Regions from separate parts of the Homo sapiens genome. Here region 1 is linked to region 2. The links are chromatin loops, found by intact Hi-C in ENCODE. Cell type or tissue: IMR-90. All regions are shown on one strand. Links, peaks and the distances in the headings refer to the core of each region. The heading gives the core; the rest is flanking DNA.

Region 1 (16,717 bases), core at 5,137-10,136, 79 kb after region 2:
TAACATGTATGAATTGTTTATTTCTGGAGTTTTCCATTTAGTATTCCATTTAGTAAATGGAGTGTTCCATTTAGAATGGAATTCTGGAGTATTCCGTTCAGTATTTCCATTTAGTATGGACTGAGGTTGACCAAGGGTAACTGAAACCATAAAAAAATCATTATCACCAGTAAGGGAGGACTACTGTAATTTCTACTTGCAGTATCTTTCTTATTTTCATCATAGTATCAGAAAAGATATTTTTAGTGGAATTTGATAAATAAGGAAACTGAGGTTCAGGGAAGCATAATGATTCGACCAAAGTCATAAAAACAGTTGAAGAGCACAAAAACCCAGTTTTTCTAAATCCTGGCCAAGTACTTTTCCCATTATTTTCCTGTAATTCTGTCAGTACTTAACAATTAACCTATAACTATGTCATATCAGAGATCTGTGGCTTTCAAAATCTGTTCAGGAAATTAAATTATAATTGATTTGTAAAATTTATTTCATCATCAGAGTGCATTTTTGTTTATTCTTTTTCTGATGATTAAATGCAATGGGATTCTCCAATGTATTTGTGTCTTAATTGCTTTGAGGCTCATTAAGTAGAGGATTTGTCACTGTTTTATGCAGCGCTGTTGAAAAAATCATTTGGAATTTATATTAACAGACTGGTTGGGTGTGAGAAACACAGTATCATCAATGTTTACTTGGAGGTAATAACAGAGTTTTAAGTTATGTTACAAATGGATTCCCGTTATACAGGACCAATGTTAAAATGATAATTTTCTATGCACATATTAGATATATTTATAGGATAAATACATGTGATATATCTTGTAAGCCTAGAATTATCATCTTACCACATCTCAACCCAACAATCACTCCAAATGATATGTGAAGCTCATGACTCCAAAATCTATACCTCTACTTGGGTTCCTGAGTGCCATGTTCTGTTTCAAATCTTCAGTTGCATATTTTTTTTTTGTGAATTTCCTTTTTGTACTTCAAAATCTACCTAGCATAAACCTGACACCAGTCAGTCTCCCTGTGCAAACCTGCTGCCCCCTTGTTCCCCAGCTCTCTTTCTGCTCCTTCTTAGTAACCTGGAATCATCTTTACTTTCTTTGTCTCACAGCATCAAAGCTTTTCCCCTAAATGTCCCACTGAGTTTATCTGTGAAATGTCTCTTGCATTCATCACATCTTTATAATACTTTAATCAAACACGTATAGGGCTCAGTATATGCAGACATTAACATATTTAATCAAGTAACTCTCTGGGGCCACAAAGCTATTTAACCCTGAGAAAGCATTCAAAACCAGGTACTCTGGTCCTAAAGGGTCTTAGTGACTGCATTGTGTTGCCTTCTGCTGCCTGCCCATTGTAGTACTACCAACATGATTCAGCTTTGTTAATAGCCCAGATGGTCTTTCCTGCATCTAGTAACTCTCCTTTTCCAAACCATCAAAAAGGGAAAAGGGGGTAAAGGGAGGGAAGGGAAGCACACACACAAAAAATTATCTTGTTCTTATTATTTTATCTTCCTCCCGCTTAAAACCTTCAGACACTCTCATTACCTACCCCTTTCCTTCCTCCGCTCAAAATTCTCCCAATATATGCCTTTCCTTTATAATATGATCCCGACCAGCTATTGTCACTTTCCTTCAAGTAGCTCCTTTGATCAGTCTCATCTGATAAAGTGCTCTGTCCTGCCTCAGTACCTTGTATCAGTGCTGTTCCCTGCTTTGGAATGCCTTTTCTATGTCATACCACATATTCAGTGCTACTGGTTCCTCAAAATCAAGTTCCTCTTTTAAAGCTCTCCTCCACAAACATATTTTGAGTTTTAAATTAAGTAATCTCTTGCTCTCTCTTCTTGTGCTATCACAGCACCTCATTTATAGTACTGTATGTAAATAATTCTAGGGTATAGGGAAGATGGAGCCCATGAAAATGGAAAGAACAATTCCATTTAGGATATAGAATACTCCTCTATGGAATGCCGGTGTTAAGTAAACCACCTACTTCAGTCACCTTTTTTACAAGTAAGGAACTTAAGATCTTATGAGAGAAAGGGACTTGTTATGTATTGACAGAAACTGCTGTCTCTGATTCCAGGATATTTAATCAATACTATCCGTCTGCCTTATCATCCATAAAATAAAATGCTAAGCAGCCACTAAACATGATGATGGAAACCTTGGAAAAAATATCTATGGAAATGTTCAAAGAAGAAGATTAATAAAATGTTCATTGTATTTGATTTTATTTATGTAAGATTATGTATGCATATGCACAGATGTGTGTGAGGTGTGCATGAGAGAGGAAAAAAAGAAATAGAGACAGAGAAGAGATATCTGTGAAAGAATGTTCATCTAAGTTCTAACAACGTTCACGTATGCGTAATGACATTTTTTTCTACATCATTTTTGGCATCATTTAAAATATTTATTGAAAGAATACATTATGTTTATGATTAGAACAAAACACAAAATGGCTGAATTAATATTTGGAAAAGGATAGGAAATTACTTCCTTCATATATTTACTTGGGAGATGCAACACAGATTGTATTAGAGGATCTCTGTCATTTTTTTAAAAATGTCCATTTTGATGGTATTTTCAGAAAGGACTTTTTAACCAGGTAGTAAGGACAGAACTGACTACATTCTCTATTCCTTTCAAATTCAACCTTAGGTAAATTAACAAAGTTGCTGTAGTTCTACTCCTATTAAAAAGAAAGAACACAATTTCCAAATAAAACATCTGTACTTTTTTTCCCTGAGGTATTTCATGATCATATTACCCAAGAAGATTGAAAGTTTCCTGTGTGTTTCCTTTAACAATCTGTGTGACATGTTTATAAGCAATTTAAAAGCATGGCCAAAAGGGACATGGATGGACTGAAGGATCACACTTTAAATAAATTCCATTTAAAGATCACGTTATACCTATGCAGTCTTCCCAGAACCAGGCACACTGTAACTTTTAACAGCATTCCTGATTGACTCACTGAGAATATTTCACTAAATCTCTGACTGTTCCTCATAACAAGGACATGAGGATTCTGTTTAAACAAAAATGTTTTAACATTCTGGGAGCAACAGATTTTTTTTTCATAGGCATGTTCTTTGATTGTTTGTCCTGGTTCCCATCAGTTGGTACACTTACTTCTGCCTAGTTTCAGCATCTGTCCTGCCCACTTAAGAGCCCATGCCAATGTGCTAATCATAACTCCATGTAGTTTTAATTTGGGCAGCATCTGTTATTTCACATTGCTGAGGCAGTGCCATGTGGTGCCAAGAGTATGGGCCTTGGAGCCAGACAAACTTGGGCTTGTGCCTTGGTCTTACCCATTACCAAGTGACCTTAGATAATATGCTTAACTTATTTGAACCCCAATTTCCTCATGTGAGAAAGAGAGTAATACTAAATCCTGGTCATTGTGAGGAATTAGGAAATCAGTGTATGTGTTTGTAGAGTGTTTAGCAGTGATTGGCATATTGTAGGTTCTCTACAATGTGTAGCTATTAAGAATCTAATTAAAACCTCTTCACTTCTCTCCTAAGTGATACCATGATGCTTTTTCTCTATGATAATTGTGATGTGAAAACTGTTAGGTGGTTCATGGTCTTTTCTATAGCAATATGCGTCATTTGGACTTTAAAATATTTTATTTTACAAAGTACCTCTGAATATAGTATGTTACCACAACAATCCCATGAGATGTATAGGTATACATACATATATATACACATATACACAAGAGCACACACACACACATATAATATCCTCATTTAACTAATGAGACCATTGAGGCTAAAATGGTTAAGCCTTAAAGTACTTTAGGTAGGAAGAGGGGAGGTTAGTAATAGAATCCAGGTGTTCAGAAATGAGGAACAATTGTCTGTATAACACATCCATGTAGCCCCCCAGCTTTTGACTGCTAGTTTACAGCGATGGCTGCAAGTCTTGCTTCAGGTTGGTCATAGAAACACAACTACCTATTCAATTTAAAATATAAAAAAACTTGAGTTCTTACTGTTTGTCAGGCATACTGCTGGATATTTGTACAAATATCACATCATGTAATCTGGGTAGCAACTCTCTGGAGTAGGTATCATCTCTATTTTACAGATAAGGTCAGTTGACTTGTCTGTGGTTGCACCCCCACTAAGGGTTGGATGCAAAAATGTTTGAAAAATATTGGATCAAATGGCCTATAAATCCTAACGAGTTATATACTTTTAGGCTTCTTTTCCCCAAAGACATTGCTTATGTGGAATTCTAACTTTTAGAAGTGAGTCATTTTCATAATTTCTGAGATCAACTAAGCAAATCAAGAGAGCACAAAACTAAACAGCAATAAGAGTGATCAATCTACAAGTGCTCCAACCATATGGATGAATTTCCCAAACATAATGTTGAGTGACAGAAGCCAGATACAAATAGTATAAATTGTATTCCATTTATAGAGAGCATAGAAAAAGACACATCCCATATAGGATGTTAGAAGTAAGGAGAGTGGTTAGTCTTTGGGAGAGGCGGAGGCAGAGGCAGAAAGGAAGCAGAAGGGGCCCTTCTGTGTGTTGGTTTCATCTGTGTTCAGCTTACACTTCTGGTATGTACTCTTTTCTGTATTTATTATATTTAATAGAAAGTTGTTAGAAAACTATGTGCTTGATGCTACATGAAATTAACACTAATTGGCTATTAACTTTTAAAAATATGGTTAGATATGTTTTAATTTGGGGCCTCCTTCGGGTTGGCCTTTCAAAGAGCACAAACCCAGGAAGTAGTAAGAATGACCTCTTTTGGAAGCCTGGGGATACTGGTAAGAAGAGAAGATTCTAAAACTTCTATAGGGAGTGTAAGCAAAAAGCATTTTTCTGCAGAGGCTGTGTGTTCAAAGAGTTTGCTGAGGAAGGAGTGTAGCAGTGCAGAGGAAAGTCAGCATGCAGTCAGCAACCACCAGCAGAGCCAGGTGAGAGAGCTGATCCTAATGATCCTGGGCACAGGCTAATAAAAGGTGGGCTAGTCATCTCTCAAAGACCCCACCTCTGAATATTATTTACTGGGGTTTCAACATGTGAATTTTGGTAACATACAAACATTCAGATCATAGAAACAATGTCCTAAAGGAAAAAGACAGAAGAGAATACATAAGTGGTATTTTTGAAATCTTCATGCTGGAGCTAGAGGTGATGTGTAAGTTAGAGACAGGGAAATTGGGAAAAGAGTATACTTGAGTATCTTCTGAAACGCTGAATCATCCTGATGATGATAGCAAGTAGTAAACTTGTAAAGCCCTCATTATAACTCTATGAATGACATAGTCAGGCCATTTATTTTCTTGTCCTTTTCTATTTTTTCCCTGACTTTCTCATTTCTTACACCTGATTTTGAAAGGACACAAAGAAACAGGTCTTAATATCAAGCTTCCTCACGTCTTCAGTGAATGACAAATCTGTACTTGGCAGTCATTGTTAAGAAAAGGATGGTTGTCTCCAAATTGAAAAGCACTCCAGCATGGCACGTAACAGCTGGCTGTTTCCCCTAGAGTACATGATTATTTTATTGGCACAGTGTTTTACTAACTGGGGCTTCTTTCAACAGAAGCTGCCACACTGAGTTAATGGCCCTGGCTGAGGAGGTGAGAGAAATGGGGACAATGCACAGTTACCTAGGACGAATGCCAGTCTCATTTTACCCCACACCAAGGGAAGCAAGTGCTTGTATGTTTTTCACCTACAGAGTAAGTCACGCTCTGAGAGTAGAGCACCAGGGAGTCCTCATGAACGAGATCATTGCCCTGATAAAAGAGGCCCAACAGCTTGTTTGCCCCTTGTATTATATGAGGATAAATAAAAATGGGGCTGTCTATGAAGCAGAAAGCAAGCACTCACCAGACACTGATCTGCTGGCATCTTGATCTTGGACTCCTCAGTCTCTAGAACTTTGAGCCACACATTTCTGTCATTTATAAATTACTGCATCAAAGGCATTTTGTTACAGCAGTCTAAGTGGACTAAGACAATCATTTATGTCAGTTTTCCTCTCTGTGCTCTAGCAACAACTCGGACCAGGTCCTCAATAATTCACACCTAGTCTGTGGCCATATTCTTTTGGTTGTCTTTAGTGCCTCCTGGCTGTACATTTCAGCTCAATTCATCTTCTTTAAATGTCAATTTTATTATAACATTTCTTAATTTAAGCTCCTTTAATAGTTTTGTCTCTGAAAGTCCATCACCTGGCTTTCAAGCTCCTCTATAATATGGTCCCATCTCAATTTTCTACCTTTTACTGTTACTTAATACCTCTCTCTTATTTATGCAGACTCTCCAACTGTTCATTAGTCAGGAACTTATGGAACACTCAAGCCCATTCAACTATGAGATCTGGCACATAAGAGAGTTTCAGTTAAAATAAATCTGTGAATCAAACCTCCCCTTTCCAATCTTTCCTATATGGAATGGCCTTTACTGATCCCAATCCAAACCCAGCAATCTTTCCAGGCCCAGGTGACATTCAAGCTCTCCAGGGAACCTTCTTCTGTGCTGCTCATTTTTCTCTGAGTTTGTACAGCACTGGCTGTATTTACTGCACCATGAAGTGTTTCATTAGACACCAATTTCTCTTTTAGTTTTATATGTTTTATTGTTTATTTGGATAGTCTGAAATTTCAAAAGTGAGCTCAAACTTTGTGAAGAAAAACTACCTACTTTGGGCTATGTTGTATCTTTTTCGTAAGTCCACAATTAGTCAGGACTAGTGAATGATATTGGATAATTTGGTGTGTCTACCCAAGTCAAACTCTCTTCTCCTATAATATACTCTTGCACATAGTTTTGGCTAAGTAAACACTGTAGGCACCTTGAATCTTCCCTTGTAGTTTATCAGACCCAAGCAAACATCTGAATCAAAGTTTGGCTATCTCAACTGCTGCAAAAAGATAACCTGTAATTTGCATTTGGTTTACATATATTGATAAACTGAATTAGGGGGAAGTAGAAAAAAAGAGGTGAATTTGTTGCACACACAACTACTGAGTTACGAAAATGGCGGGCCTCCTGGAGAAGACTCTTGCCCTTTACTAAGGTTTCTAGCCCCTGCTCCTAGAATGCCCAGCTACACCAAATGTCCTGTACTAACATTTTTTGAGCCCCAACATATTCTAACCACACCTCCCTTCATTTTTTTCTAAGCTATAAATAAGGCCTTACTTATTAACATCTCTTCCTAGAGAACATACTCCTTTGGGAAGTGACCAAGATTTTCCTCCCTTCCCTGGCCCTCTGCCTAGATATTTTGGCTTTTTATGCTTTGACTCAGCCATTCTCACCATTTTTCTCATGCTTTCCTTTTCTTTTTCTGTAGGACCTTACTTTGGAACTAGAACTGAGTGAGACTGACATCCCAAGGCAGCAATAAATTACACAAATTTCATGAGCCATAAAACCAAATGAACACAACAAATTAATTTATCATGGAGCCTTCAACGTATTTGTCATGAGAGTCAAACCAAATGTTTTCCAAAAGACTCCCATGAAATAAATTAAAGACAAAATTAATATGTATCTTCCCTACAAAGACTGAAATAGAGCAAAACCAGAGCACTAAAATCTTGTAGGAACAAAAATCCAAACGCCCAATCATATTTCATTTGATTAGATTAAACATTGTTTTTTGCTGTTAGATGCAGTGGTTGACAGTAGTAACAATTTCTCATGTTTGGATAGTGCTTGGTAGGTTACTAGGTCCCTTCATACCCATGTAAGGAGTGGTTAAAAACAGACTCAAAAGCTATGTTTTATAGTGTATTGATTACAGCTGTGTGAGCTTGGGCACATTTTCTTATCTTCTCTGATTCTCAGTTTCTTCTTTTGTGAAATGGGAATAAATTGGCATCTATATCATAGGGTCAAGCATAGAGTTAATGTCAGTAATATACCAAACACTTAAAATAGTGCTCATGCATGATAAGCACTTTATTAATTTTAGCTATACTAGAAAGCAGTTATTCCATTTGGCCCTCATAATCACCCTGTGAGGTAGACTGTGCAAGCATAATTATGAGTATCTTATTTTCGAGGAAATCAAGACCCAGAGAGAACAAGTGACTTGTTAATGGTAGTTGTATAACACAAATCTAAGTTTAGGCCTTTTCAATTTCAAGTCCAAGGATGTTTGATGATAAAAAGTCGGGTAGACTATGCAATTTACAGTCATTGCCAAGGAATAACTGCCTCTTATATCAGAGATGATCCCTCCAGTAGCTGTTGTTAGTGGGGACCTTAGACCCTAATGACTGGACCGAGTTGGGCATCTACTCACACTTCAGTCACAATTCCTTTCTAGGGATTTGGCATTAGATAGAGAATAAGAGTATAAATAAGGATAAAACTGAGATAAAAAGAGTGAGAGACCCATGGGGGCTACAACTCAACTGTGTAAACTCAGGAACTCTGGGTTACCATGTTCCTCTGGTTGCCATACTCCACCAGGTGGCTGGTGAGGCAGAACTGAGAGATCAAAGCTGAATACTGCTTTATTTGCCACCCGTTTTCCTATTTTTCTTTTCATCCCTTCCTAAAGGCTGGCTACATTCCTTTTAAGGGTTTGGTATTTTGCGAGGCTAATGTTAACCATGGGGAGGTAATGTTGACTACTGATTAAGAGCCCTCTGGACAGGGCTATTTGGATTCAAATGCTACGCCTCTCCTTTATCAGCTATGCGACTTTGGTTAAACCTCTGGTGATATGAAAATACTCTGCTCATATGAAAATAGTACCTACCTACCAGTACTATGAAGAGAAGGTAAATAAGATAATAGCTATAATGCATTCTTAATAGTTCCTGGCAATGTAAATGTTCAATAACTAGTAGCTGTTACTCTGTTTATAATAAATTCCCACTTAAGGCTTACATTAGGTCAAAATGGTCTGCACCTAAAGTGTTTCAGGACATCATCATTTTCCAAGCAATCCAACCTGAAAATCTCAGTCAGTCATCTGACTTCGTTTTTCCCTTAATTTCCTGAATCTAATCAGTCACTAAGTCCTATTGATTCTTGCACTGGGAGCCCCTGCTACTGCTCTGTCCTATATATCCTCATTTCATCATATGTGGCCCACTGGATGGCCCACATGTCTAGCTGTCTTTTACACTCCTCCCAAAGTAAAGGATTATAGGCTCTGAACTGCATTGCAGAATGCAGTTGATCTGCCCTATCTGAATAAGAGCTGTCCATTTCAAGTAGAAAATATGTCTCCTATTCCCCACAAACTCTAATTAGAGAATAGCACCTAATCTCAATCTAGAGTTCAAAGCTCTTCATAATCTGGACCCCACACAGCATTCAGTTCTCATTTCCCAATTTATCCTTGACATCACTTATACTCCATCTTCATTAGACTGATTATTCACTTTTCTTAAATCCATCTAGTCCTTCTGTATCTTGATATCTTTGTTCCCTCTGGAATCTTTCCTGCCTATCGCAATCCTACTTATTCCATGAGCCTGAATCAAGGACTTTGTCTCACAAGAAATAATCCTTGCAGAATGTTTAGGCAGATTGAGGAGGGCAGGGCTTGGGAAGAAAGATGTTCCTAGCACATCCTATTTTTCTTGCTGTCTTTTGCTTTCTCACTGGTAGGCGGCAAAACTTGCAGACATTGTATAAGAGGTAGAGTTCATCTCACAGATAATGTAAACTGACATGTTATTGAAAGGCTACAACTGAGGAACTTGGCCTTTTTAACATCCCCAAACAAATCACAAAAGAAAGCTACAAAGAGGTAAAAATTGGACTATTTAAATTATCTTGTTTCCTCCTGAATAACGAGAAGGCTTTGTGCGTGTGTCATCCTTCAAGTCAACAGCTAGTTATTTGGAAAGAAACTATAATCCAGATATGTTGAACAAAATAGTGATGTGAAATGAAAGTATTTTCCCACAAGTCATTAAGTGTGTCATGTGCAAACCATTATCTATGTCTCCTTCAAGGGTGTGGGTCTCATTTCTTAAGGGAAAAAGACAGTTGGGAACCCACTGCATGTATGTACTGGGGAGAAACCATTTTATTCACCTGCTGTTTACTCTGTGCCATACCAACATTCTTTGCACATTATTAATAATCACTACAGCCTTATGAGTAAGAAACCAATATTATTTGCATTTTTAGTTGATGAAACTGAGTCTTTGGGAGGTAAAGTAACTTGCCACAGATGCCAGTTTAAGTAAGATTTTTTTCTTCACTCATGGTACCACTAGTAAGTAGAAGAGCAGGGATTGGAATGTAGGTTTGTCTGACTCCAAAGTCTGTGTATGGTAGAGGTACATCCAATGACACCCACCTTTGACTTCTATTGTCTTCTTATATTTAATATTCACGCATATATATATATCTGTCTCACATAATTTACCAACCAAATTGGTACACTTTGAGAGTGACAGTAGGTACTATCAAAATTATGCTGGTTATTCCTTTTCACAATTGCCAAGAAAGAACAACAAGGATTTTATTTTTTTTTAAGTTCACCAGGTGGTTCTGACAAGTAGGCAAGGTCATGCATCACTTTCTAAGAGCCTCCTTTTACTTATTCTAAACAAACTATCCCAGCAGTTCAATCAATAAACAATCATGTACTGGGCACTCATTATATAGTAGATACTGGGTGCAGAGGATATAGCCCTAAATACAACAAATCCTGATCTTATAGCACTAAAGGCAGTTAAAGCCTTAATTTCCAGATAGGTCAATCCTGGGAGAAACACTGACTGTAGGATAAACTCTTGTGGTTTATGAGGAACAAGTCCCGAGATTTTCACAAATTTTCAAATGTTTGAAGAGAGAACAACAAAGCCAAGGTGAAGGTTCATTCATTAGCTAAGTATAAGAGGTTTTCAAGTATATCATGGAATAGTTAAAGCCAAGACTGTAAAATTTGTGAAAATAAAATTTCTGCTAAGTTCACAATAAAATAAAAATTTGTTATTACCTTATTTTTTATGTTGCCTGTTCCCTGACTGACAGCTGATATTCAAAACATATCTTTACATTTGCTGCTTTCTTATTTGTTTGTGTAATTATTTGATTTATCTTTCCTCCTGGATTAGATGGCCCAAGAGAGTGACAACTACATGTTTCTTTTCACCATTGCATCGTTAGTGCCTAGCACTGTGCCTTACACATAGTAGGCAGTCATAAACCATCTGTTGAATGAATGAATGCATGAATGAATGAATGAGAGAGACACTTGTCCTAGTCATCATATGAGAATATTCACATTCTAAAGAATTTAGAGCACCTACAGGTAGTACCTTTGGGAAACTTCATGTTTCCCCTAATGAGTTTAGTATTACTAAATCATTTATGGAAGGCAAGAAAACCTGTCACAGACTTTGTTAAATTAATATTTTTCACAGGAATGAAACGTTATAAATTAAAGGTGGCTTTTATTTTAAGAGAAAGCCAAAGGTCACACAGTAAATAAGAAGACAATGAACATATTTGCATATAAATTTTGGTGTTAATTCCTGGGAAAATAGCCATTGCCAAAATTCTTTCCAGAGAAGCTGTGAGTTTACATTCATTTGGATGAGATTTTTTCCACTTTGAGTGTGTGACTGTTGTGTATGTTGAGTAGCATTCTTTTTCTCTGCTTCTTGTGCTTTTAGGGGGCCAAAGATCTGTATAAATTCCTTGGTTATAGATGGCCTTCATGTAGTGGTTTTCTTAAATGCTGGTTGTTTGTAGATTGTAGCAACAGTGTACTACATGTGTGAGCAGGCTTGTTGTCTCTTACAGAGATGGGAGGTGGAGGTCTCTGGAACTTTGTTCCTCAGTGCTGTGCACGTGTGTCAGCAGGAATTATATTGGCTTTTGCAGTTCACCCTACTGGCCTGTAGGTGGCACTTTCAAGTATGAGCTGCCTGAGTGCTCTATAATGGTGTCAGGAGAAGTTGTGATGACACATATAGGTTGACCTTCAGGCTAATAGGTGGCACTTGCAGGCGGGAGGTAGTTGTGGTGGTGGCCGTGGAAATTTTACTTGACCTTTGTTAATGAGGGGAAGTACGAGAGTATCCTTGGCAATGGGCTGGACCCTGGAGTTTCCAGGGGTTCCTGTCCTGTGCTCTGCCACCCAGGCAGCTGGAGGAAGCAAATCTGGGTGGGGCTGGGACAGACAAACCTGTGACCATGCTCTCTGAGGCGAGCACAAGCCCCAATCCTGGCACGGCTATAGGCAGACTCTCAGGCAGCTGGGGCCAAGGGGCTGAGTTGCCTCTCCTGTACCACAGAGTCTGCTTAAGGCAAATTGGGTGGCCTGGGGTTTTCAGCCCAGCAGGCAGCAGTGGGACTGGCCCAGCTCCCACACCCCTGGTGCAGCAGGTCTCCCTCCAACATTCTGCTGCTGACAGCAGGCCAAAATGGTTAGGCTAGACTCAAGCTATCTGCATTCAGATCACTTAGTCATTCCAGGTGTTTTGGGCTGTGAGACTCCCTTGAACAGAAACCATGGCTATCAGGCCTCACCCTTCCCAGTCTAGTCTTATGAAGGGAGGGGTACCCATCTCCCATGCCACTACATGAACCTGTGCTACACTTTTCTCTTTGTTCTGAGTGGGGGGGTTCCTCCCTGACTCAAGATCACCACGAGCAGGCTTTGTCTGCCAGTCTAAAGGTCTACACGGGTCATGGAACTCTCCTGTAGCTAGGATCTCAGAGGTCTATGGCAGGAATGTTATGCCCTGAGGTTCCTTCACTCATCCCTTCCTTGGATCTGGGTCCAGGTCTGGAGGCTGGTCCTGGCACCCAGCAATGCTGAGCAGGCAGCCCTGCTCTCTCTCTCTTCACTCATGGTGTCTTCTGTTGCCTCTTTATTGAATTTTAGTGTTCTCTTTCAAAAAATCTTTTCAACGTGTGAATGTTTACCTGATATTTTGGTTCATCTTTGTGGCAGAGGCTCATCCTGGCTGCCATCTGGAACCCTTCCCTCCAAAATGTTCTAATTTTTTTCCTTGCTCTGTTTTTCTGTGTTCCTCCACCACCCCCCTTTCACTCTCTCTCTCTCTGTGTGTGTGTGTGTGTGTGTGTGTGGTGAGTGGTGTATATGTGAGTGTGTGTGTTTCTTCTTTATGTAATCTCATAATGTGGAATTGCTGCTTTGGAGAACAAAACTTTCTCTCTCTTGTTTCATCTCTTATCCCAGTAGGAGAGCTAGTTACTTCTATTTTCTTTTATCCTGTTTCTAATGGGTCTTAAGGTTCTAATAATAACACTTACAGTGTTATTTGAAAAGGAATCAGAAGAAAATAACAAGTGTGATGTTCACTTGTTCTGAATCTTGTATATGAGGGTTTATCAAAGTTGAAGAGATCATTTTCTCTGGTGGAGCTGGCCTAACTTGGAGAAAATACGTTAGTCAATGTTTGGCTGCATATTGACAAGTGTTCCCTGCTAGATTGTACAAAGAGGTTTTTGGTTTTAGTTTCACAGAGATGAAAAGAGATATTTTATCTCTAAATTTTTAGATATCACTTAAATTTTAGACACAGGGAATCTTGAGATTAAATGATACACAAGGCAATGTATATCCTTGTGACAATAGCCAACACAATGCCTGACACATAAAAAGTGTCAGTAGATACAAGTTTTCTTCTGTACAAAACATAAAGCATAAAAAGTATTAATATCTTTTTTGAGGTCATAAAACATGACAAAGAATTTCGGTTTTAGAATAGTATTGCCAGGCCAAGCATTGCTGCTCAGTACATGCTAGTTGTGTGATCTTAAGTTAAATAATCTTTCTGTACCTTGTTTCCTCAATTTAAAATAAATCCAATTCTGTAGCAGTTTGTGTTACGTTTGGAATATACAAAGAAAGCCCAAAATAACAGTTGCATATTTCCTTCTTATGTAAAAAACCTACAAAGGCGGAAAAGCCAGGGAAGGTATAGTGGCTTCTGCTATCATCAGGAATCCAAGCTATTCCTATTCTGCATCCTTAGCAAGTGACTTCTATACTTAAAATCACACTACAGTCCAAGGCAGCTGTTAGAGCTCCAATTATTTTGTATATATTCTATGCATCAATACCCTTTAATGAAATTGGGATTCTTTTTCTAAGGATGAATGAGAGAATTGCTAATGTGGAGGAATATAGAAATAGTTGCCATACATTACGTCTTTTTTTGCAGGGTTGGTAGGATAATTAAACAGGATGATGTGTGTAAGATGTCAAGGACAATGTATGGAACATAATAATAGAACACATAAATGATAATTACTGTTGACAAATATTATAAAGCAAATCAGTCACAGAGTCAAAACTTACGTCTAGGACTCCAGATCCCCTCTACATTTCATTTCTCATGTATTAACTAAAGATGAATGAGAAAAAAGTAGTGGAGTATTTACCAGAGGCTAATATATAGTCTTTAATAGGGTAAACATATACTTGATCCTCTCAAGACCTGGAGGTTTACAGGTTCAGAAAGCTGACTTTGTTGATATATGGCTGTGAATGTGTCTCCTAGAACAAACTCACAGTAAACAAGTACATGGAGATTGATGTATGGTTACTAGGATGTCAATTATTAATTTACACTGAGAAGCATAACTTCTAAAGGAAAGGATACTGTAATCTTTTGCCCAGATATCCATTCCATGATGGTGACCTAAGCATAACTCAAAATTTTATTTGAGGATTATTAGTGAATATAATGACAAAACAAATAAAATAAAATGACCTTACATTGGAAATTGCATCATCTGATTACATCATCTTTTGTGTACTATATTGAGGTGATACTTTCTATATCGGTTTTTATTTTTCCCCCATCATCTAAGCCTCTGTCTTCCCCTAAAATTATTAAAATTGGTCTTAAGCAAATTATTTCTAAAATTTTTGATCATTTAATACTGTGTCATATACCTAGGTGTTTGGTCAGATCCACTTAATCTGAACTTCTGGGAACTTCCAGAGAAGTAGCTTAGAAACATGTTTTTAAATGTTCCCCCAGATGATTCTGCTGAAGAATTCTTTTAAATCTGTTTTTGGGAATCATTAGGCTAGTTTACAATTTTCTTTTTTCTTTTTTGAGATAGGATCTTGCTCTGTCATTCCAGCTGGAGTGCAGTAACACCATCATAGCTACTGCAGCCTCAAAATTCTGTGCTCAAGAGATCCTCCTGCATTAGCCTCCTGAGTAGCTGGGACTAGAGGCACATGATATCATGCCCAGCTAATTTTTGATTTTTTTGTAGAGATAGAGTCTCAGCATATTTTCCAGTCTGGTCAAGCTCCTGGCTTCAGATGACCCTCCTACTTCCGCCTCCCAAAGTGCTGGGATTACAGGCATGGGCATCACACCCAGCCAGCTTATGACTTCAACATCCTAATGAAGTCAATACATTGATGTGAGAGAGAGAAGGAAGGAGATGTGAAAGGGATAGCCAGATCTCTCTGAAAGGGTACTTTACTCTGCAGCAAAGTATTGCCTTCTTCCATCTCCTTCAACTTTCATCCTTAAGTTCTGAAGGACCTACTTTCTATTTGCTTGGAAAAAAATGTTATAATGAGCGACACTTACTAACTTTGTCTTCAAGGAGTCCATCAGTACTTAGCAGACATACCCAGTGAGTTAAGATGTGTGGAAAATGACTTACAGACTAAACTGGAAAGACAAATTATGGGGGTAGAGGGTAGAGGAAGGAACAACCACAATTGACTGGATGGATTAGTTGAGGATCCAGGAAGGCAGTTACATCTAAACTCGGCCTTAAATAGTGGGTAGGATTTTGACCAGAAAAAGCAGTTAGGGCAAAGTGAACACTGTGCATAGACATAAAGGCCTAACATTGTAGAATGGTCTCTTTTGGTTTTAGAATAAAAGTCAACATTGTTTCCTCTCTTGACGTGACTATCAGGTGATTCCCCTAACTTTTGGAGAATTTCAGGTGAATGCCAGGTGGCACCTATGTTGAAAAGTTGGTTTCTGAATCTTGGAGATCCTAGTTTAAAGCCAAATTTTGTAAAGAAGCAAGGAAACAACAGCAGAAAGGGAACTGGCTTGAGATTAGGTCAAGCCCTGTCAGAGATGGAGGTAAACGGTTTCATTTTTTCTTAGGTAGTCTTCAGAGACCAGGAGTTGTGTTGACACATATGTTCTGACTCATTAGCTAGACAGTTTTAAAGAAATAAAAGCCTCTTGGAGGTTATTGTAAAAGTTTTGGCTTTCACTGTCGTAAAAGTCTAGGAAGATTTTGAGCAAAAGAGTGTCTTGATCTGACTTATATTTTAAATAAATCATTCTGGCTATTATGTTGAAAATACACTGGGGAAAGGAGCAGGGAGGCAAAGTGGAAGCAAAGAGACCCTTTAAAAAGCTATTGCTGAAATTCAGACAAAAGACAATAGTATTTTGAACCAGCTGGGAGTGGATTGGTGTGAAGTGTTCTGGTTCTGTATACACACACACATTTAACTGACACATGGGAATTGTGCCTATTTATGAGGTACAATTTGATGCTTCTATAGATTTATATCTTGTATAATGATCAAATTAGGGTACTTAGCATATGCATTACCTCATGCATTTATCATTTCCTTGTGGTAAGAACATTCAAAAGCCTTTCTTCTAGCTGTTTTGTAATATACAACACCTTAGTGTTAACTATAGTCACCCTGCTGCGTAGTAGAACACCAGAATGTATTCTTCTTACCTA
Region 2 (16,717 bases), core at 7,856-12,855:
TCTAAAATGATCTCCTTTGACTCCATGTCTTACCTCCCAGTTACACTGATGCAAGAGGTGGGTTCCCCTGGTCTTGGGCAGCTCTACCTCTGTGGCTTTGCAGGGTACAGCCTCCCTCCTGGCTGCTTTCACAGGCTGGCGTTGAGTGTCTGTGGCTTCTCCAGGTACACGGTGCAAGCTGTAGGTGGATCTATCATTCTTGGGTCTGGAGAACAATGGCCTTCTTCTCATAGCTCCCCTAGGTGGTGACCCAGTAGGGACTCTGTCTGGGGGCTCTGACCCCACATTTCTCTTCTGCACTACCCTAGCAGAGGTTCTCCATGAGGGCCCCACCCCTGCAGCAAACTTTTGCCTGGACAGCCAGGCATTCCCATATGTCCTCTAAAATCTAGGTAGAGGTTCCCAAACCTCACTTCTTGACTTCTGTGCACTCACGGGCTCAACACTATGTTGAAGCTGCCAAGGCTTGGGGCTTGCACCCTCTGAAGCCATGGTCCGAGCTCTACATTGGCCCCTTTCAACCACAGCTGGAGCAGCTGAGACACAGGGCACAAAGTCCCTAGACTGCAGACAGCACAGGGACCCTGGGCCTGGCCCAGGAAACCACTTTTGCCTCCTAGGCCTGATCCTGTATTGGGAGGGATTGCCGTGAAGACCTCTGACATGCCCTTGAGACATTTCCCCCATTGCCTTGGGGATTAACATTTGCTCCTCATTACTTATGCAAATTTCTGCAGTAAGCTTGAATTTCTCCTCAGAAAAAGGGATTTTCTTTTCTATCGCATTGTCAGGCTGCAAATTTCTCAAACTTTTATGCTCTAATTCCCTTATAAAATGGAATGCCTTCAACGGCACCCAAGCCATGTCTTCAATGCTTTGCTGCTTATAAATTTCTTCTGCCAGATACCCTAAATCATCTATCTCAAGTTCAAAGTTCCACAAATCTCTAGGGCAGGGGCAAAATGCTGCAGTCTCTTTGCTAGAACATAACAAGAGTCACCTTTGCTCTAGTTTTCAACAAGTTCCTCATCTCCATCTGAGACCATCTCAGCCTGAAACTTATTGTTCATATCACTGTCAGCATTTTTGTCAAAGCCATTCAACAAGTCTCTAGGGAGTTCCAAACTTTCTCACATTTTTCTCTTTTACTCTGAGCCTTCCAAACCTCCAACCTCTGCCTCTGCCTCTGCAGTTCTGAAGTTGCTTCTACATTTTTGGGTATCTTTTCAGCAACATCCGACTCTACTGGTACCAATTTGCTCTATTAGTACATTTTCACATTGCTGATAACTGAAACTGGGAAGAAAAAGAGGTTTAATGGATTTAGAGTTCCACATGGCTGGGGAGGCCTCGCAATCAGGGTGGAAGGCAAGGAGGAGCAAGTCACGTCTACATGGATGGTGGCAGGCAAAGAGAGAGAGAGCTTGTGCAGGGGAACCCCTCTTTGTAAAACCATCAGATATCATGAGACTAATTCACTATCATAAGAATAGCCCGAGAAAGACCCTCCCCTATGATTCAATAACCTCCCACTGGGTCCCTTCCATGACACATGGGAATTGTGGGAGCTAAAATTCAGGATGAGATTTGGGTGGGGACACAGCCAAACCATATCAGGACATTATTCTTTTATTTATTTATTTTTATTATTATTATACTTTAAGTTTTAGGGTACATGTGCACAATGTGCAGGTTAGCTACATAAGTATACATATGCCATGATGGTGCGCTGCACCCACTAACTCGTCATCTAGCATTAGGTATATCTCCCAGTGCTATCCCTCCTCCCTCCCCCCACCCCACAACAGTCTCCAGAGTGTGATGTTTCCCTTCCTGTGTCCATGTGTTCTCATTGTTCAATTCCCATCTATGAGTGAGAATATGCGGTGTTTGGTTTTTTGTTCTTGCGATAGTTTACTGAGAATGATGATTTCCAATTTCATCCATGTCCCTACAAAGGACATGAACTCATCATTTTTTATGGCTTCATAGTATTCCATGGTGTATATGTGCCACATTTTCTTAATCCAGTCTATCATTGTTGGACATTTGGGTTGTTTCCAAGTCTTTGCTATTGTGAATAATGCTGCAATAAACATATGTGTGCATGTGTCTTTATAGCAGCATGATTTATAGTCCTTTGGGTATATACCCAGAAATGGGATGGCTGGGTCAAATGGTATTTCCAGTTCTAGATCCCTGAGGAATCGCCACACTGACTTCCACAATGGTTGAACTAGTTTACAGTCCCACCAACAGTGTAATAGTGTTCCTATTTCTCCACATCCTTTCCAGCACCTGTTGTTTCCTGACTTTTTAATGATTGCCATTCTAACTGGTGTGAAATGGCATCTCATTGTGGTTTTGATTTGCATTTCTCTGATGGCCAGTGATGGTGAGCATTTTTTCATGTGTTTTTTGGCTGCATAAATGTCTTCTTTTGAGAAGTGTCTGTTCATGTCCTTTGTCCACTTTTTGATGGGGTTGTTTTTTTCTTGTAAATTTGTTTAAGTTCATTGTAGATTCTGGATATTAGCCCTTTGTCAGAGGAGTAGGTTGCGAAAATTTTCTCCCATTTTGTAGGTTGCCTGTTCACTCTGATGGTAGTTTCTTTTGCTGTGCAGAAGCTCTTTAGTTTAACTAGATCCCATTTGTCAATTTTGGCTTTGGTTGCCATTGCTTTTGGTGTTTTAGACATGAAGTCCTTGCCCATGCCTATATCCTGAATGGTATTGCCTAGGTTTTCTTCTAGGGTTTTTGTGGTTTTAGGTCTAACATTTAAGTCTTTAATCCATCTTGAATTAATTTATGTATAAGGTGTAAGGAAGGGATCCAGTTTCAGCTTTCTACATATGGCTAGCCAGTTTTCCCAGCACCATTTATTAAATAGGGAATCCTTTCCCCATTTCTTGTTTTTCTCAGGTTTGTCAAAGATCAGATAGTTGTAGATATGCGGCGTTATTTCTGAGGGCTCTGTTCTGTTCCATTGGTCTATATCTCTGTTTTGGTAACAGTACCATGCTGTTTTGGTTACTGTAGCCTTGCAGTATAGTTTGAAGTCAGGTAGTGTGATGCCTCCAGCTTTGTTCTTTTGGCTCAGGATTGACTTGGCAATGTGGGCTCTTTTTTGGTTCCATATGAACTTTAAAGTAGTTTTTTCCAATTCTGTGAAGAAAGTCATTGGTAGCTTGATGAGGATGGCATTGAATCTTTAAATTACCTTGGGCAGTATGGCCATTTTCACGATATTGATTCTTCCTACCCATGAGCATGGAATGTTCTTCCATTTGTTTGTATCCTCTTTTATTTCCTTGAGCAGTGGTTTGTAGTTCTCCTCGAAGAGGTCCTTCACATCCCTTGTAAGTTGGATTCCTAGGTATTTTATTCTCTTTGAAGCAATTGTGAATGGGAGTTCACTCATGATTTGTCTCTCTGTTTGTCTGTTGTTGGTGTATAAGAATGCTTGTGATTTTTGTACATTGATTTTGTATCCTGAGACTTTGCTGAAGTTGCTTATCAGCTTAAGGAGATTTTGAGCTGAGACAATGGGGTTTTCTAGATACACAATCATGTCATCTGCAAACAGGGACAATTTGACTTCCTCTTTTCCTAATTGAATACCCTTTATTTCCTTCTCCTGCCTAATTGCCCTGGCCAGAACTTCCAACACTATGTTGAATAGGAGTGGTGAGAGAGGGCATCCCTGTCTTGTGCCAATTTTCAAAGGGAATGCTTCCAATTTTTGCCTATTCAGTATGATGTTGGCTGTGGGTTTGTCATAGATAGCTCTTATTATTTTGAAATACGTCCCATCAATACCTAATTTATTGAGAGTTTTTAGCATGAAGTGTTGTTGAATTTTGTCAAAGGCCTTTTCTGCATCTATTGAGATAATCATGTGGTTTTTGTCTTTGGCTCTGTTTATATGCTGGATTACATTTATTGATTTGTGTATATTGAACCAGCCTTGCATCCCGGCCGGGGATGAAGCCCACTTGATCATGGTGGATAAGCTTTTTGATGTGCTGCTGGATTCAGTTTGCCAGTATTTTATTGAGGATTTTTGCATCAATGTTCATCAAGGATATTGGTCTAAAATTCTCTTTTTTGGTTGTGTCTCTGCCCGGCTTTGGTATCAGGATGATGCTGGCCTCATAAAATGAGTTAGGGAGGATTCCCTCTTTTTCTATTGATTGGAATAGTTTCAGAAGGAATGGTGCCAGTTCCTCCTTGTATCTCTGGTAGAATTCGGCTGTGAATCCATCTGGTCCTGGACTCTTTTTGGTTGGTAACCTATTGATTATTGCCACAATTTCAGCTCCTGTTATTGGTCTATTCAGAGATTCAACTTCTTCCTGGTTTAGTCTTGGGAGGGTGTATGTGTCGAGGAATTTATCCATTTCTTCTAGATTTTCTAGTTTATTTGCATAGAGGTGTTTGTAGTATTCTCTGATGGTAGTTTGTATTTCTGTGGGAACGATGGTGATATCCCCTTTATCATTTTTTATTGCGTCTATTTGATTCGTCTCTCTTTTTTTCTTTATTAGTCTTGCTAGCGGTCTATCAATTTTGTTCATCCTTTCAAAAAACCAGCTCCTGGATTCATCAATTTTTTGAAGGGTTTTTTTGTGTCTCTATTTCCTTCAGTTCTGCTCTGATTTTAGTTATTTCTTGCCTTCTGCTAGCTTTTGAATGTGTTTGCTCTTGCTTTTCTAGTTCTTTTAATTGTGATGTTAGGGTGTCAATTTTGGATCTTTCCTGCTTTCTCTTGTGGGCATTTAGTGCTATAAATTTCCCTCTACATACTGCTTTGAATGTGTCTCAGAGATTCTGGTATGTTGTGTCTTTGTTCTCCTTGGTTTCAAAGAACATCTTTATTTCTGCCTTCATTTCGTTATGTACCCAGTAGTCATTCAGGAGCAGGTTGTTCAGTTTCCATGTAGTTGAGCAGTTTTGAGTGAGATTCTTAATCCTGAGTTCTAGTTTGATTGCACTGTGGTCTGAGAGATAGGTTGTTATAATTTCTGTTCTTTTACATTTGCTGAGGAGAGTTTTACTTCCAAGAATGTGGTCAATTTTGGAATAGGTGTGGTGTGGTGCTGAAAAAAATGTATATTCTGTTGATTTGGGGTGGAGAGTTCTGTAGATGTCTATTAGGTCTGCTTGGTGCAGAGCTGAGTTCAATTCCTGGGTATCCTTGTTGACTTTCTGTCTCGTTGATCTGTCTAATGTTGACAGTGGGGTGTTAAAGTCTCCCGTTATTATTGTGTGGGAGTCTAAGTCTCTTTGTAGGTCACTCAGGACTTGCTTTATGAATCTGGGTGCTCCTGTATTGGGTGCATATATATTTAGGATAGTTAGCTCTTCTTGTTGAATTGATCCCTTTACCATTAAGTAATGGCCTTCTTTGTCTCTTTTGATCTTTGTTGGTTTAAAGTCTGTTTTATCGGAGACGAGGATTGCAACCCCTGCCTTTTTTTGTTTTCCATTTGCTTGATAAATCTTCCTCCATCCCTTTATTTTGAGCCTATGTGTGTCTCTGCCCATGAGATGGCTTTCATCAGGACATTATTAGGAAAAACAGGGTGGTAGATTTAGCTGGCCACATCTTTTCTAAGATTGTTGGTTCCAGAATTTTTATGGGTATGTGTGTGTGTGTGTGTGTGTGTGTGTGTGTATCCAGTGAGAGAGAGAGATTGGGAATTGCACTCAGACCAACAGGTATAATCTATAAAGTAACTAGTACTGTACCTCACATATAATAGATGTTTCATATGTCATTATTATTGAAGAAATGAGAGTTTATATATGTAAAGAGTGAGTACTCTTCAGACACATTTTGCCCTAGATGTGTTAGGGTTGATTGTTAGAATGTTTTTAAATTTAATTTAAGAAATAAACATTTTTGAATACTGATATTGTTTGGATGGGCACCCCCTCCAAATCTCACGTTGAAATGTAATTCCCAGTGTTGGAGGTGGGGCCTGGTGGGAGGTGTTTGAGTCATGGGACAGATCCCTCAAGAATGTCTTGGTGCCCTTTTTGCAGTAATGAGTGAGTTCTCACTGTGCGTTCACAGGAGAACTGGTTACTTATGAGCATTTGGCCCCTCCCCACTCCCTCTCTTTTGCTCCGTCTTTCACCATGTGACATGCCTGCTCTCCTTTGCCTTCTGCCATAATTGTAAGCTTCCAGAGGCCCTTACTGGAAGCAAATGCTGGAGGCGTGCTCGTAAAGCCTGCAAAACCTCAGCCAATTTAATCTCTTTTCTTTATATATTATCCAGCCTCAGGTGTTCCTTTATAGCAACACAAGTGGACTAACACAAATATTCTTGAATTTTGTTTAAATATAAATCCCTAGAGCAGGCAGGAGAGCTCCAAACATGAAAAGGCTCTGTCTATTCCCATCTTTATATAATTAGAAGCAACCTAGTTTCCATGTTAGTTTAATGCTCTGCAGAGTAAAATGGCAATGATAGAAGTATTTTCAACTAGGGTCATAACATGAACTCTTTTATTTAAAAAAGCAACTTTTAGCTTCAAGGCTTCAAAAAAAATGAGGTCATGAAATATATTTAGTTGTCTTTATTCGTTATTTTAGTCCCAATTCTTAATTCTACTTAGTAACCACTTGGTAACATTTGATTTCTTAGAAACACACAAGGATCAACAACTTCAAAGCTAAAATTCAACTTCCTGAGAAACGAATTTGGGAACAATATCTTAATACTAACACAAAGGTGAACCTTACATACAATGGTTCCCTTTCATCCCTGGGGGATATGTTCCAAGATCCTCATTAAATGCCTAAAGCCATAGATATTACTGAACCTTACATATACTATGTTTTTACCTATACATACATACTTATGGTAAAGTTTAATTTATAAATTAGGTGCCATAAGAGATTGACAACAGTAACTAATAAATTTATTATTAGTTAAGCATTGTTAAGTAAAATAAGGGTTACTTGAACACAAACACTGTGATACTGTGACAGTGGATCTGATAACCTGATACTGTGACAGTGGATCTGATAATGGGTAGGAAGCAAATACAGTGTGGATAACATTCGACAAAGGGATGATTCATGCCCTGGGTAGGGCAGAGTGAAACAGCCCCTGATTCATCACTCTACTCAGGACAGTGCACACTTTAAACTTATGAGTTGTTTATTTCTGGAATTTTCATTTAATATTTTTGGACAGCAGTTGGCCATAGGCAACTAAAACCACAGAAAGAGAAACCATAGATAAAAGGAAACTACCATACAGGGAAACAGTTTGGTGTATTTATTTTTGTCGATTTCCTGTGGGATGGAAAAAATCTGTGTATCTGAAATACAAAAAATATTTTAAGACCACTTTTTTTTTGCTGTGTACCTCAAATTTAGAACTTGACAAAAATCAAGTTTCTCTCTAGTATACATGAATAATTCGTCATGTGCTGCAGTCTGTCTCTGTTTGCTTACACCAGATATGCCTAGAGCTTCCCCACAGTGTTTGGGAAATAATAGTTACAGAATTGTGTGTGGTTCTATCACATAATTTCTTGATAAAAATTGACCCAGGAGTTTAATTTCCCTCATCTGGAAGTCATCCTTTCTCATTTCTTACAGAAAGAAAGAAATGGAAGAAGTTATGAAATGAACTCTTAATGGTAACTGTAGAACAGGCACGATTTTAACTCAAATTTTATCCTACTTCTAATAATAATTCTTAGTGTTTGTCTAACATTCTATAGTTCATATAGTATGTTAATGTTTACTGAGATATATTTTGTGCTTGTTTATATAGGATTCTTGAATGTTTGTGTGTTTCTCATGTTTATCTACCTTAGTTTAAATCTTGACACCACCCTCTTTTCTGATGAGAACCTCAGTGCTCATTTATTGGCTTTATGCCATGGATAAATTCTACTAACAAAAACACATACATGCACGCAGAGACACATGCTTAAGGAAGAACATCTGAGCAAAATCTAAAATCCAGTGACAGGGAGAGGACAAATGCATAGACACTAATAATACAAGGCAAAATGTGGTATAATATGTTAAATAAATGATACAATAAAAATGCCAAAAACATTCTGAGAAGAATAGAAATAATTATTAGGATTATTGAGCTTCTATTAGACACTAGATACTTTGCACTATACGTTGTTTTGGCCATTTACAATTATTCGATAAGATAAATGACATATCTTTATTTTACAGATGAAATTTTTAAAAAAGAACCTTGAAGTCTGTGAGTGACCAATCAAAGATGAAAATTAATAATGGAAGACCTGGGATATACAATCAAGTCTAAAGCCTAGATATCTGGTTATTTTAGAAAAGCTTCATAGGCAAGTGTCAGTGGAGCTGTGTTATTTGAGCTGAGCTGCACCTTGAAGAACCAAAAAAATTATAAATGGACAAATAAGACCAAGTGCCTACACCAAAAGAATTCTAATGCTTAGAAGAGTTGCAGAATAAAATATGTTGCATGGGATGTCAATAGTAAAGGTCAAGATAGAGGACAAAGAAACACAGAGGAAGGAGGTTAATGGAATGAGAGAAGAAAGTATTTTTAGAGGAAGTTGATATTTCACCTGAGTTGTAAAAGGTATGTAGGTAGAGAAGAAAGGTAAGTGAAAGGGGTATAGAGCCACTTCTGACAGAGGGACTAGAGGTTACAGAGACATTGAAATGCAGGATCACAAAATCATCAGAAAATAGCAGGTAGTTCATAATGGCTGGAGCCTGGAACAGAGATCCCAATGCACAGGACGTGTGAGTGAGCCAGGGAATTGGTGAGGGAGGATGTGTACCCATGAGAAATGAGTCTTGTGATTAGCAGCCAAATGGACCTCAAATGAAACTCTCCCCTTGACTCTATTCACAGGAATTTTCTAACCATTATCTTTTACCCCTCTTATGCACACACATGGAACTCAGTTACCATATATACATATGTCATTTTCATTTATTTTTAATATATTTACACTTGGTTTAAACCAGGAACTAATTATTTCATGGGATGGAGCTTCTTAAGTGAATATATCTTAATGAGAGACCCTGATCCTGTCTGCAGTTTTGCAGGATCCGTAATGTGATTTGATTACCTTCTCCAAGGATGAGCAGGCCCTAGGGGACTGCATCAGACTAATGAAGCTTACAAATCAACAAATTTAATGCCAATATTGGGTAAAGGAAATGTCATTTAGTGAGAACCTACTCCATACAATAGTAGACACTTCACTCATATTATTTAAATTAGTTGTCACTACAACACAGTGATGTAGTTCTTTCTTTATCCCAATTTTATAGATGAGAAATTCAAATGAGAACATTAAATAATCTCACCTCATTTCAAAGCTACCAAGTTTTGAAGCAAAGAATCAAACCTAAGATTCTTTGATGTCTACTTCATGCAATGGGCAGAGAATACTCACAGTGGCTGAAAAAAATGATGATGATGATGATGATGATGGTGGTGGTGGTGGTGGTGGTGATGATGGTGGTGGTGATGATAATGATAATGATGATATAATTAAAGTAATTATAATTTATTGAATGCTTACTTTGTGAGAGTAATACATTATATACCTTATCTTTTGTAACCTTCAAACAATTCTATTTGATGGGAAATTATTTCCATTTTAGAAATGGGGAAAGAGATGTTCAGAAAGTTTAAATAGCTTTCCAATATCCAAACCTGGTTAGGTGGTGGGGCAGATATTAAAACCACGTCTCTCTGACCACACAGAACTATTCACCACTAGCAGAGTAAAAGAATATCTGATGAAAATAATACCTGAGTAGGAGAGTCAGAGTGAAGAGAATATATTAGTTGAGAGAATATTTCATCTAGGTTGTGGCAAAGAACAGAAAACCATTGACATTCTCCCAGTGAGGACACTGATCATGTATCTTTATAACTCAATGAAACAAACATTGAACACTTTATACCATTGTTTTTCACTTTTACTAATAATTCTTATCAGTCACAAAAAGCTCTGGTGACTATCTGTATTCATGATAGAAAATATGTGTTCTAATTTCAGTATGTACGTCTCACCGTTTAATAGGAGAAATTTTAGGTAGTGAGAAAGAAACAAATGTCTCAAACCTGAGCAAAACATTAATACTTTTTGATACTTTAAGAATCGTTCTTTATCAATTAGTAATACTTCTGATTAACATCCCAATCAGTGAAGTTAGAGTTTAGCCTACAAAGCTGATACATGTGTGATAGTATTACAAACTTAAAATCTTGTGAATAGATCAAAAACTTTAGCAGACATTCCTTTCTAGTACCTAGACTAACACTCTTATCAAGATAAGAATTTTTTGTCATTTTCATTTATTTTGGCTTTTACTAGAAAGACACTCTTTGCAGAAGCAACATTTGAATTGGCTTTCTTTGAAGTGAGTACTCTTATTGACAGTTTGAAATAAACCTAGACCCTTGCTCAACATCAATACATCTGGGAAATTTTGTCTAACATTCCTTTGTTCCTTTAACCTAAACTCCTTGAAGAGGGGATTGACTTATTTGTACTATAACCCAGTTATCTGGTATGAGATTTGGTAAAAATAAACATGATTTCTAAATGTTAGTTGAAGAAATAAATATTTGAATGAATTTACCAGCTTTAGACCTTGTTTCAATTTTACATTGCTTACATTTTGGAAAGATGTTGCAGATGAGCCGTCTCATTCATTTATTTTTATTCTTTTGCAAAGAATGTCTTTGGGGGCTGCTTATCAAGATTTCCTGTGTGTGTCCTGTCTGACTTGGTATCCTCCAGGCTCTGGTGAGTTTCCTCACCAGCCTGGGACACTTCCGTTTTTCCTTCTCCACTAACTCACATCACATTTCGGGATAGGGCTTCTAACCCCTCTTTTAATAGACACAGTTTTTAACAGCATTCTATCTTAAACATGAATAAACAGTTGGAATGTAGGCAACTTAGAGAATGTTTAAACAAATGAGAAGTAGCTGGAAGGTTGAGAAAAGGTCACTACAGTTATTGAGAGGAGTCTGACTCATGAAACAAAACAAAACAAAGCAAAACAAAAGTTACTTAACTGACAAAAAGCAAATCAGAGAAAAAAACAATCATGAGAACATTTTGGGTGGCTGGCTGAGGCAATACCAAAACTTCAAGTGATGAGAATGGGAAGTTAATCAGAAAAGACTGCTCCTAGGGTGGTGAACCTAGTGTGACTCCTGGAGGGAGGCTTTTTCCCAGCTGTCTCTCTGACTTTTCTGGGTATCTGCATTCTCACTTGTTAAACAAGGGGGTTATATTAAAGTAGATATAATATTATTTCCATTTCTAATCTTTTACATTGGGCTCTAAGTTTTTAGCAGACTAAATTCTTATGTTTTAGGGAATATAGTTAATCTCATATAGTTTGGTCTTTATATGTTTTTCTTCATTATTTAACCCATATTTATTGAGTGACTCTGGTTTGAGCACTGTGTTACGCAGTGTGCAGGCAAGATGAGTAAGACAAAAGCACTGTCATCGAATGCCTCATAGTCCGAGGGACCACCGCATTATTAACAGTGACTTAGCAATCAGGAGCAGAGGAGATGGCTGGGACAGGGAGGTAAGGATGCAGGGATGGAGATGGAATGAAAAGGATAAGACCGAAGGAAAATATTTTATCATCTCCTGAAATACATGAAGGTTACCATTTTATCTTAGAGAATAAAAACTGGTTATGATTTTTGTTTTTACTCCTTTGGTTATAAATGTGTTGAGCTCTGGATCAACTTGCTGCACTAAGGATGGTAGTGCTGACTGGGATTACTTAAAAGGTTAATGAGGAGTTCACTAGCCTTTCCATAGTTTCTATAATAGAAGATAGCTAACTCTTAGTTTTATTGATGTGGGGCACTACCTAGCCTGGCCTATAGATTTGTGTTTACCATGCGGTAGCTGCTTGGCGATCTGGGAGGCTGCTTGGTGATTCCTCATACAGCTTGATGCTGACCTGAAAGATTAAAATGCACAGAGAGCAGTGAGAATAGAAGAGCCTAGAACTGCTTGGGAAATTTGAATGCTCTCTTGGGCCGTCCAGGTGGGCAGAATATGTGAAACAGATGGGCAGAAAATAATAGTAAATGGTGTGGGCTATTAATTAAATGGAAAGAGCATATTTCACCTAGATGTCTTCAGATTCTTGTTTCTTTCCTCACTCCTTCATGCCGTGAACCCTGTGCCTGAAAGCACAGAACAGCCAGCCCTAAGTCTCAGTTTGAGAGTTATCGTGGCCAAGACAATTCTTTCCTTCACTATGGCTTTCGAGGTATAATGCCTGATCATTGCATGGCATACTGTAGCAGTTAAGTAAGGAAACATTGTTTTGGTTGCTGTTCATTTGTTTTTATCCCCCCTTGTCTAAAAACATGCTTAGGTAAGTAGTAAATATATCACTAAGATGTTATTGGGAAACAATGCTGGATTTAGAGCTAAATATATGTAATTCATGTAAGGGATTTTAAAGCATTTTTAAAATTAAGATAATGCATAAAGAATATAGAAATACAGAATACAGGCAAAATCCATATAGAAATGCATACAGAAAAGAGCACATAAAAGCACAAACTGAACATGCCTACATTAAAAAAAATCACAACATCATCAACATCATGGAAGCACCAGTCCACTTCATGCTCCTCTCTAAGGATTATTTTTAATATCACTTGGTAAAGTGTCTGCCTTCTACAGTCACCAGTAGAGTTACAGGTTAATTTACTTATTACTTCTCTCTTCCTGTGATGAGAGACGGTGGAAAACATAAGGGCAGGAACTAAGATTTTTTCTCCTTTGTATCCATGTATCCATGATACATCGATTGCAATGGCTCATACAAAAGCAATCACCATCTCAAGTTTTGTTTTAAAATATAAACCCTGAGACAAACATTAATAAGTAAATGTCTCTCAGAACCCCTAAGGAAACAAATGAAGGGTCTGGGAAAAGCCTGAGGGTGGCGAGGGGTGTATCAGTATTTCTTGAGAGTGCAGCTCATTGGGGACTTCCCTGATCCTGGATTCAGAAATGCTGGCAGCAAGCAGGAAAAGGCAAGTGTTTGAGCTGGATAGAAAGAAGTAAAAAGGGAGATGAGGATTCAGAAAGTGAAAGTGAATAGAGATCAGTTTTGGATTTTGTGTTGATGACTTGACCTTGCTTTCTTCATCTGTAACATTGAACCAATAACAATTGTTCCAGGATTCTTCAACAAATTTCTATGTAAATTTATTAAGCTGTGGGTCAACTTGTAGTCTCTAGAGCCCAGATATCTAATGAGAAGCCGCAGAAAAAAGTCCCATTGCCACATCACATTTCGTTTCTAGACTCATCTATTTGATTTAGCTTTTTAAATGTGTGTAGAGCTCTCAGCAAAGAGGGATATTCTAAATATCTCTCTGAACATTAAAAGGCTAGAATAGAAGGGTGATGATAGTGAAAGGGGTTAACTAGTGTTTTTCATACATTAGATAATTCACGCTGCTTCATTTTTCATACATTAGATAATTCACTTCAATGAACAATATTGAATATTCTTTGGAAATGTGTTTAGTGGAAATTCCCATTTATGCTTGTTTAAGTGGGTTGATGAGGCTTAGGTAATCAAGTTGCAACACTGGGGAAAAAAAGAGACCAGACAAGTACCAACAAGGAAATTCAACTGAAGTGTTGTTGGTGTGCCACATAGCCATGGGAAAATGAGGGCAGGATCAAAACTTGCTGGAAACTAGCTTCTCTATTTGTTTTCCTGTCTTTCTTTAACTGAAGTATAGGGGAAATTTTGGTAGGCATAGATTTCCTTTGGATATCATCTCTTTAGCTACAGATTTGCCTCTGATCATTTCTGATTATCCTTATGCCAGTCTTGTGTTCAAATGCTTCTGAGCACCAACTAAAAGAGATCATACTCTATACAATGTAGAGATTCAGTGTGCTGTGACAAAAGAGTGCAATAGCCAGTCTGGAAACATCTGTGGGAGTTTTAATTAGAGGAGAGCCACAGGCTAAATGACTGACAGAAAAAAACAAAGAAAGTAGATGACCCATCTCTGAGCCAATGACAACAGGAGTACTCATGGATTTTCTCTGCTTTTAAACACTGTGGTTGGATTAAGTGTCTGAACTCATTCCCTGCATGCCCTATATTATTGAATCCTTTTCTTTTGGTTTAAATTTCCTAATTTATGAGTCTTTCTCAAGGGTAATCATCTTTGAATAGTAGATTTCTGATATCTGAATTAGAAGAATCAGGGTAAAGCCATCACTCAATGAGGGCTGGTAGTGTGGTAGTATGATTTCAAGGACACCAGAAAAGCCTTTACTCACATTTCTTTCCAATTGAAGTTCCTTGGTCCGAACGCGAAGAATTCCTTGTTTCACCAAATGCAATCACCATGTCAAATTTTCTTTTAAAGTATAAATCCTGATACAAACATTAATAAGTAAATGTCTCTCAGAACCCCTTAGGAAACAAATGAAAGGTCTGGGAAAAGCCTGCAGGTGGGGAGGTGTGTATAAGTATTTCTTGAGAATGCAGCTCACTGGGGACTTCCCTGATCCTGGATTCAGAAATTCTGGCAGCGAGCAGGAAAAGGCAGGCGTTTGAGCTGGATAGAAAGAAGTAAAAAGGGAGATGAGGATTCAGAAAGTGAAAGTGAATAGAGATCAGTTTTGGATTTTGTGTTGATGACTTGACCTCCCTTTCTTCATCTGTAACATTGAACCAATAACACTTCTTCCAGGATTCTTCAACAATGATCAGAAGAGACTCTTTTTCCTTTGTCACACAAATTAATTATTTTTTTTTCTTTTTGTAAGAAAAATGGTTTAAGTTTGGGATTTCAAGATAAATGTGTGTGTGCGTGTGTGTGTGTCTGTGTGTGTGTGTATACATATATATATTTCCTATTTATGTTTTTTGGGCCTTCTTTTGCTTGAGATTTTAAAATTTTTTTGAAAGACTTATTAAAAAGATCACCTCCCTCTTTAAGGATGAAGACTGGAAACTAAAAGAAGTCTGCCCAAGTTCATAGTTCATGGACATGATTTGATCAGTAATTCAAAAGGGCAATATGACCTTATGCTTTTTTAACTTTCTTTGTTACCTAAGTAATCACTGGGAAAGGCTTTGATACTATATTCGAGATTAGAGCCACAAGTGACTTGATCAAACTTAATTTTTTCCAGGAGAGAGAGGATGGTTTCATGTCACATGTCTGTGAATCGTGACCCTACAAGCCTTTGAGAACAGTTCAGGATCACTGCACTTTACATCTCTAGGTTGAGGAGAAGAGCACACTTGATAGTGTATGAAAAGTGTCTAGCAGAGAGACTGCACTTAATAGGCATTCAGAGCAATTTATATACTAAACAATGATGAGGGTGGCTTCCCTGGATTTTTTACCCCCAATGTATTTTAGGCTACAAAGTGGACTGTCTTCTTTCACAGATAGAATAGGTAAAACATGGGCTGACAGAAAATTCAAATTTCAAGACACACTATATTTGTTTTATGGATACCCAGTAATGTTGTCACCACTAAATTAGCACATTGTGTTAATACCAAGCTTACTTGTTTACAAAACTAACCAACCAACCAACTAACCAACCAACCAAAGCAACAAATAAAAAACCAACTGAGTGATTCAGCAACTAGGAATGTTGAGATATCTTAAAATTTTTAATTCTCAGTTGACTTGGAGACAATTTCATGTACTAATTTAGACTTTTTCTGAAGCTTTTTTTAGTCTGTAGCAACTCTTGAGGTAAAGAACTTCATGAATTTATTTCTTAATATAAGAGATAAGTCTCCTCCTCCTTCTCCGTCTCCTCGTTCTTGTGGTTAAATTAACTCTTTTAAGCTTCAAGCAGAGTTTCCTAGGTGTAATAGATTAAAATTTCCAAATTATGTTCACCCATAAACACAATCCAATTTTGTGAGCATCCTTCACCAGTTTGGCTGTCAATCATCACCAGTCTATTGCCAAATATTTCATTCCTGTCCTTTCCATCACACAGAAAAAATTGGACTCCCACTCACTTTGATGTTAGGCATACTCATGTGCTTCACTTTTCTTCATGAAATCTGAATGAAATTGGCATATGGCTGCTACTGAGCAGAAATTTTAAGAGCCATGATTAATTTGCTCCCATCTCTTTCTCTGCCAAAGTAATTGTTGAAGATTAAACCCTTATCAGAGTGGGTGCCTGCGTTACTAGTATGAGCTGTGCTGACCTGAAATTTACAATGAAAAAGAGAAATAAATCAATTATTTTTTGGATGCTGAGATTTGGACGTTGTTTTTAAATGTAGTACAACCTAGCCTATTGTGATAAAATACAATTGCATTATAGATTTGCAACTTTTCTCTCCTCAGACTAACAATATTGGTTTCTAATCATATCTTTAAGTCAAGGCAAACATGTGCCATCTGTTGATTCTAAGGTCTTCTTATACTTTTTACTTTCTTTTTTTTTATTTTGGCTGAGCACAGGGGACTTTATTGATGGTTCGTGACAAGGAGGGGCTCCCTAGGCATCTCCCTCTTCAGGGGGTCTGCATGGAAACTGTGAGGAGGGGAGATTCTCAGTGTGGTGGGGAACTGAGTGCAGCAAGGACTCCCCAGCAGTGAAGGCCTCTCTCTTCCTCTCATGCTCTCGCTCGGGTTGGCAGTCCAGGGGTCTTA

The links. A loop is a pair of places that touch in the nucleus more often than their neighbours do. Peaks named below come from ENCODE experiments on the same cell type or tissue, not always from the same donor. Only the 100,000 strongest peaks of a DNase experiment are listed, where the experiment ranks them.
Region 1: a loop joins it to region 2, with 7 times the contacts of the local background. A loop is called at or near these places in 3 of 110 quality-filtered maps.

The regions. Positions count from the first base shown.
Region 1 is chr11:88,473,078-88,489,794 of GRCh38, forward strand. No RefSeq gene overlaps it. Among named protein-coding and RNA genes, the nearest start is that of GRM5-AS1, 23 kb to the right of the region's middle. In IMR-90, for the core only: no CTCF peak of the experiment used is centred there; DNase peaks (open chromatin) are centred at 7,284 and 9,994; H3K27ac peaks cover 925 bases.
Region 2 is chr11:88,391,465-88,408,181 of GRCh38, forward strand. The region is part of intron 2 of LOC101929174 (a long non-coding RNA gene); the gene reads left to right. It also overlaps the pseudogene GAPDHP70. Among named protein-coding and RNA genes, the nearest start is that of CTSC, 62 kb to the left of the region's middle. In IMR-90, for the core only: no CTCF peak of the experiment used is centred there; DNase peaks (open chromatin) are centred at 10,927 and 11,517; H3K27ac peaks cover 2,138 bases.